Linked DNA regions of Homo sapiens: region 2 is linked to region 1. A link is a loop called in an ENCODE intact Hi-C map of the cell type or tissue named here. Cell type or tissue: endothelial cell of umbilical vein. All regions are shown on one strand. Each heading gives the region's core, and the rest is flanking DNA. Links, peaks and the distances in the headings are about the cores only.

Region 1 (2,910 bases), core at 116-2,615:
CCCCCCAGGAGCCAGAGGGGACAGCGGATGATCCAGGCTGGACATTACGGCACCCATTGCCCTTGACTCCACAGATGTTTTTAGGGAAAAGACGCCTGACCAGGCAAAAGCAGTCAGAGGTTTCCCTGCAATCAATGGTGGGAAATAGGGAAAAAGAAATCCTCTTTCCTCTGGATTTGTGGCGCCAGGAGAAGGTAGGTCGGGGCTGCTGGTGACTCACTCAGCTGACACTTTACAGCACAGAGCTGAGCAGAGCCAAGCGATGGAGGGAGATGCCCAGATGACCCTGTTTGAGCCCCTGCTGTCAGCTAGTTCCACCCATCTCCCAGGTCGGTGACTGTAGCAGGCTGGCGACCGGCTGCCCCAGCTTCATTTCTGATCCCCTTTCCTCTGGCTTCTCTTATAGAGGCAGAAACTGCTCACAGCTCAGTTTTCCAAGCCCTGATGAAGCTAAGGGTGCCCTTGTGAACCAGCACAGCCAAACTGTGTCACTTGGCCACCACACTCCACTTTCACACCTATCCACACCACCCAGTGCGTGGTGCCTTTGTGGCTCCTCCCAGAGAGAGGTAGAGTCTATTTCTCCACCTTTTTTTTTTTTTTTTTTGAGACAGAGTCTCACTCTGTTGCCTGGGCTGGAGTGCAGTGGCACGATCTTGGCTCACTGCAACTTCTTCTTCCCAGGTTCAAGTGATTCTCCTGCCTCAGCCTCCCAAGTAGCTGGGATTACAGATACGTGCCACCACGCGCAGCTAATTTTTGTACTTTTAGTAGAGACGAGGTTTCACCTTGTTGGCCAGGCTGGTCTCAAACTCCTGACCTCAAATGATCTGCCTGCCTCGGCCTCCCAGAGGGCTAGGATTACAGGCATGAGCCACCATGCCCAGCCTATTTCTCCACCTTTAATCTCAGCTGACCTCACGACTTTGGGGCAATAGAAGGTGGGAGGAGTGACACTGTGCCAGGCCTGAGCCTAGGTCTCAAGAGCTTTTGGATATGTCTGCTCCCTCTGTTGAACCCCAGCCCAGTCACCATGTGAGCAATCCCAGGCTAGCCTGCTGGTGGAAGGGAGACATCCCAGCAGCTGACAACTCGCCAACACCAGCCACGTGAGAGGGCCATCCTAGATCGGACGGTCCCAGTGGAAGACCAGTCTTTCACAGACACATGACCGAGCCCAGCTGAGATCAGCCAAGCCAGCCTCAAATCAGCAAAACTTCCGAGCCAACCCATAGACTCATCAGCGACAATGTGTGGTGGTTTTTAGCTGTTAGGTTTGGGGATGATTAGTCACGCAGAAACAGATCACTGATATAGAAACGTCATCAGAACTGGCTGTGGACCTCCTTCCATTTTTCTATTTTTGTTCTTTTCCTTCCTATGAGTAAGGGCTAGGAATTTGCAGCTGCCTCACAACCTCAACAGACCAGGCTGGGGACAATGGGGCAGAAAGAGAGGAGGGGTTGCTGAGCGTTCTCTCCTGCCCCGGACTGCCTGCCTCTGAACTTTTTTTTTTTTTTGAGACAGAGTCTTACTTTGTAGCCCAGGCTGGAGTGTGGTGGCACAATCTAGGCTCACTGCAGCCTCCGCTCCTGGGTTCAAACAATTCTCCAGCCTCAGCCTCCTGAGTAGCTGGGATTACAAGAACGGGACACCACACCTGGCTAATGTTTGTATTTTTAGTAGAGATGGGGTTTCACCATGTTCATCAGGCTGGTCTCAAACTCCTGACCTCAAGTGATCCACCCACCCCGGCCGCCCAAAGTGCTGGGATTATAGGTGTGAGCCACCACGCCTGGCTCTACCTCTGAACATTATGTGAGACAAAGAAAACCTTTATTTATGCCAACCGTAGTCAGAGTTTTTGTTCGTAGCCAAACACATTTCTGATACAATCAATAAATTACCTTGCTTGCTTAAGCTAGTTTTGAGTTGGATTTATGATCTTAACCAAAACAGCCCCTTTGTGTATTCCTGTTCATCAGTTCCTTTTGTTGGGGGGTAGCTCTATAACATGTAGTTTTCACAAAACACAAGGTTTAAGAAAATGTCATTTTTCATGGCTCTTCTGATTGCTCTTTAGCCCACAGACAGAGGGACCACATTGGTTTGGGGTCGCACAGAGAAAACTCAGAAGCAATGCTATGGTGTTTGCAGTATGAGGGCTACACATGTTGGAATATTCCCAGGTGAGAAAAGTAACAGGTATTCTCGTAGAGGCCTCCAAGGGGTCGGAAGACTACTCCAGGGATCCTATTTCTCAGGTCTTTGGTGGTGCCTCGTGCTGAGGAAGCAGTGCCTGGCCATGACCCAGAGAGTGAGTAATTGAGATACTCACCAGAAAAATCTCGCTTTGCGAATAGCCCACTATGTCTTCTGAAAGTCCAGGTGACTGACAGTTTTGTTTTGTTTTGTTTTGTTTTGTTTTATTTTATTATCTTATCTTTGAGACAGAGTTTTCACTCTTGTTGCCCAGGCTGGAGTGCAATGGTGCAATCTTGGCTCATTGCAACCTCTGCCTCCCAGGTTCAAGCAATTCTCCAGCCTCAGCCTCCCAAGTAGCTGGGATTACAGGCCCCCACCACTATGCCCAGCTAATTTTTTTTGTATTTTTAGTAGAGATGGGTTTCACCATGTTGGCCAGGCTCATTTCGAACTCCTGGCCTCAGGTGATCGACTCACCTTGGCCCCACAAAGTGCTGGGATTACAGCTGTGAGCCACCACACCCGGCCTGATAGTTTTATTTTAATTGTCTCCTGCATAGCTCATCTCTGAGAAACTTTCTCTGTCTGGTTCAGAGTAGGAAGGAGCACAGAAAATGTCTGTCCAGTGAGGGAAGGAACAGAGAGTTTAGTTAAAAAGGACGACATTTCTCTCTCTCTCCGCTGTTTTGTGACACACACACTCTC
Region 2 (2,910 bases), core at 315-2,814, 66 kb after region 1:
TTCTGGAGACACCCCAACCCCCACCTTATCCCAAGGGCCTTGCAATGCTGAGTTAACTTGGATAACAGCAATTCCAATGCTGGCCACCAAAAAACTTGACATTCAGGGTCAGACATGATGCTTCTTAGGAATTTGTCAACCATCTTTCCTCACAGAGAATCTCTCACAAGCTGGGAGTCGGGAAACCTAACCTCTCAGAGTGTTCTGGAAACTCCTTCTCCCTTCTCAGGTCCCCTCACCCTTCTCATTTCTAATGCCAAAGCTATTCAGAACTTCCGCTCCTTGGGGATCCCAGGAGGGGCCTCACCTGACAGGATTTACTATCTGCCAATATGCAAAAGTGACTACTGTCAGTCATTTTAAATCGCCATTGCTATGGAATGAAAGGTGTCTCCCACATTTCCAATGTTGAAGTCCTAACTCCCAGTCCTGGAGAATGTCACTGTATTTACAGAGGTCATTAAGTTAGTGTGAGGTCAATAGAGTGGGAATGACTGTCTTCCTAAGCCAATGTGACTGATGTCCTTATAAGAAGAGGAGATGAGGACACAGAAGGGTGCAAGGGAAGACCCATGAAGGCACAGGGAGAAGATGGCCAACGACAAGCCAAAGAGAGCAGCCTCAGAAGAAACCAACCCTGCCACACCTGGATCCTGGACTTCCAGCCTCCAGAACTGTGAGGAAATAGACTACTGCTGCTTAAGGCACCACCAGGCTTGGGACTGTGTTTTGACCACCGTAGCAGACTCATGTAGATGTTTCTCATGCATCTTGCTCATTGTGCTGTCAATGAGCCTGTCTTCCCTTCCAGACTGTGAATTCCTGAATTCCCCAATTCCACTGGGCAGATCGGATGCCTCCATCCCTCAGGGCCTAGAAGCCACTACGCCCAGAATGTGTTTCCTGGGTGAAGACCTTTTGTGTCTGCAATGAACAGAACTGTGCTTCGTGGGCTTTTTAAATCACCAGACGAGGGAAGGTGGAGGCCAGACCATGCTGGTCCCCTCCCCAGCTGTGAAGCACCATCCCATACCGCCCTGAATGAAAGGCTCCCCCACATTTTACCAATGAGTAAACCAAGGCCAGGGAAGACAAGTGACTTGCCTGAGGTCATTCATGGAGTCAGAGTTGTTAAAGAGGAGAGACTGAAGCCCACCAGTCCCGGGGGGGCCTGAGAGGTGGCAGGCTGGTTTGGGTGGCTCTGCAGTGTCCACACTCTGGAAGGAGACAGAGAGGGCCTGGGTTTGAATCCCGACTCCTCCTCTTATTTGCTGTGTGTGAGCAGGTTCCTGGCCTCTTTTAACTGGGCCTCAGTTTCCACATGTGAACAATGAGGCTGATAAATATGAGAGGACACGCAGTGCTCAGCACCGTGTCTGACCCACGAGACGGGCTCAAGAAATGTTGGAAAGGCTGCCGCCGCTGCTAACAAACACAGCATTCCCAAAATACTTGCCGGCTCCGCACCTGGCCCCACGGGAAGTCTAACAAAGAGCTTGGGTAGAAGCTTTTCCTGCCGGTCGGCATGGGGGAGGTGGCCAGGCAACCTCTGTCCACCTCTGAGCACTGCCCCCACTCGCTCTATCATTTACCCTTCTCCTGGCCTTACAGGGCCCAGGGACTCGATAAGGTTCAATGGCTCATTGTTCTCCATCCAGGCTCAAACCAGGCCAGGCCTGCCGGGAACCAGCAACTAAAAATAGCCCCACCGGGTGTTTGGGTCCAGCTGCTTCTCTCAGTCTGGGGGTCAAGAGGTGCCCGCGATCTTCCTGGTCACTACTCTGGGTGAAGGCCAGCTTGGCCAACTGCCAGATCACCCTGACTGGAGAGCCCAAACTCACACCCGCAAAATATTTAATGGAAAATTCAAGAGCTGCTACGATTCTCCCAGGGACAGAGCCTTGGCACAGATTTTCAGAGGGAGTTCAGGGTTCAGAGGTGGGGCGGGTCTCAGCCTGCCAAGGATTGGGAGAACAGGCTGGAAGAACAGGCTGGAATTGGCGAGGCAAACAGAGACAGTGAAGGTATCCCAGGTGGCAGCGACAGCAGAAGCAAGGGATGAGGAGGAGGCTAGGTGTGATAATGAGAGGCTGCAGGAGGGCTATTTGGCAGAGCAGGAGGGGGTGTCTTCAAGGGGAGGCCCAGGCTCACTCCAGAAGGACCCTGAATGCCTGGCAAGACTTTACAAAAAAAAAAAAAAAAGAATAAAATGGGAAGACTCACTCTGCCTGATTTATTTATTTATTTATTTATTTATTTATTTATTTATTTTTGCTGAGACAGAGTCTCGCTGTGTTGCCCAGGCTGCAGCACAGTGGCAGGATCTCAGCTCACCGCAACCTCCACCTCCCGGGTTCAAATGATTCTCCTACCTCAGCCTCCCGAGTAGCTGGGATTACAGGCGCCCGCCACCTTGCCTGGCTAATGTTTGTATTTTTTTTTAGTAGAGACGGGAGTCTCACCATGTTGGCCAGGCTGGTCTTGAACTCCTGACCTCAAGTGATCAGCCCACCTTGACCTCCCAAAGTGCAGGGATTACAGGCATGAGCCACAATGCCCGGCCCACTCTACCTGATTTTAAGACATCATATAGTACAGTAACCAAGACTGTGTGGCACTGGCAGAGAGATAGAAACACAGATCATTGGAACAGAGAACCTAGACATAGACCCACAGGGTATGACCAACTGATTTTTGACAAAGGTGCAAAACTTCACACCCACTGGGATGGCTGTAATAAAAAAGACTTCATACTTCCGGGTGCAGTGGCTCACACCTGTAATCCCAGCACTTTGGGAGGCCAAGGTGGGCTGACTGCTTGATCTCAGGAGTTTGAGACCAGCCTGGTCAAGATGGTGAAACCCTGTCTCTACAAAAAGTACAAAAATTAGCTGGGCATGGTGGCGGGCA

What was found. A loop is a pair of places that touch in the nucleus more often than their neighbours do. Peaks named below come from ENCODE experiments on the same cell type or tissue, not always from the same donor. Only the 100,000 strongest peaks of a DNase experiment are listed, where the experiment ranks them.
Region 2: it touches region 1 in a loop (6-fold over the local background); 1 of 110 quality-filtered maps calls a loop at or near these places.

What each region holds. Positions count from the first base shown.
Region 1 is chr9:113,674,038-113,676,947 of GRCh38, reverse strand. All of the region lies in intron 2 of LOC105376223 (a long non-coding RNA gene), which reads right to left. Among named protein-coding and RNA genes, the nearest start is that of ZNF618, 200 kb to the left of the region's middle. In endothelial cell of umbilical vein, for the core only: no CTCF peak of the experiment used is centred there; DNase peaks (open chromatin) are centred at 1,317 and 2,307; H3K27ac peaks cover 2,228 bases.
Region 2 is chr9:113,608,690-113,611,599 of GRCh38, reverse strand. No RefSeq gene overlaps it. Among named protein-coding and RNA genes, the nearest start is that of RGS3, 150 kb to the right of the region's middle. In endothelial cell of umbilical vein, for the core only: no CTCF peak of the experiment used is centred there; a DNase peak (open chromatin) is centred at 1,629; H3K27ac peaks cover 1,968 bases.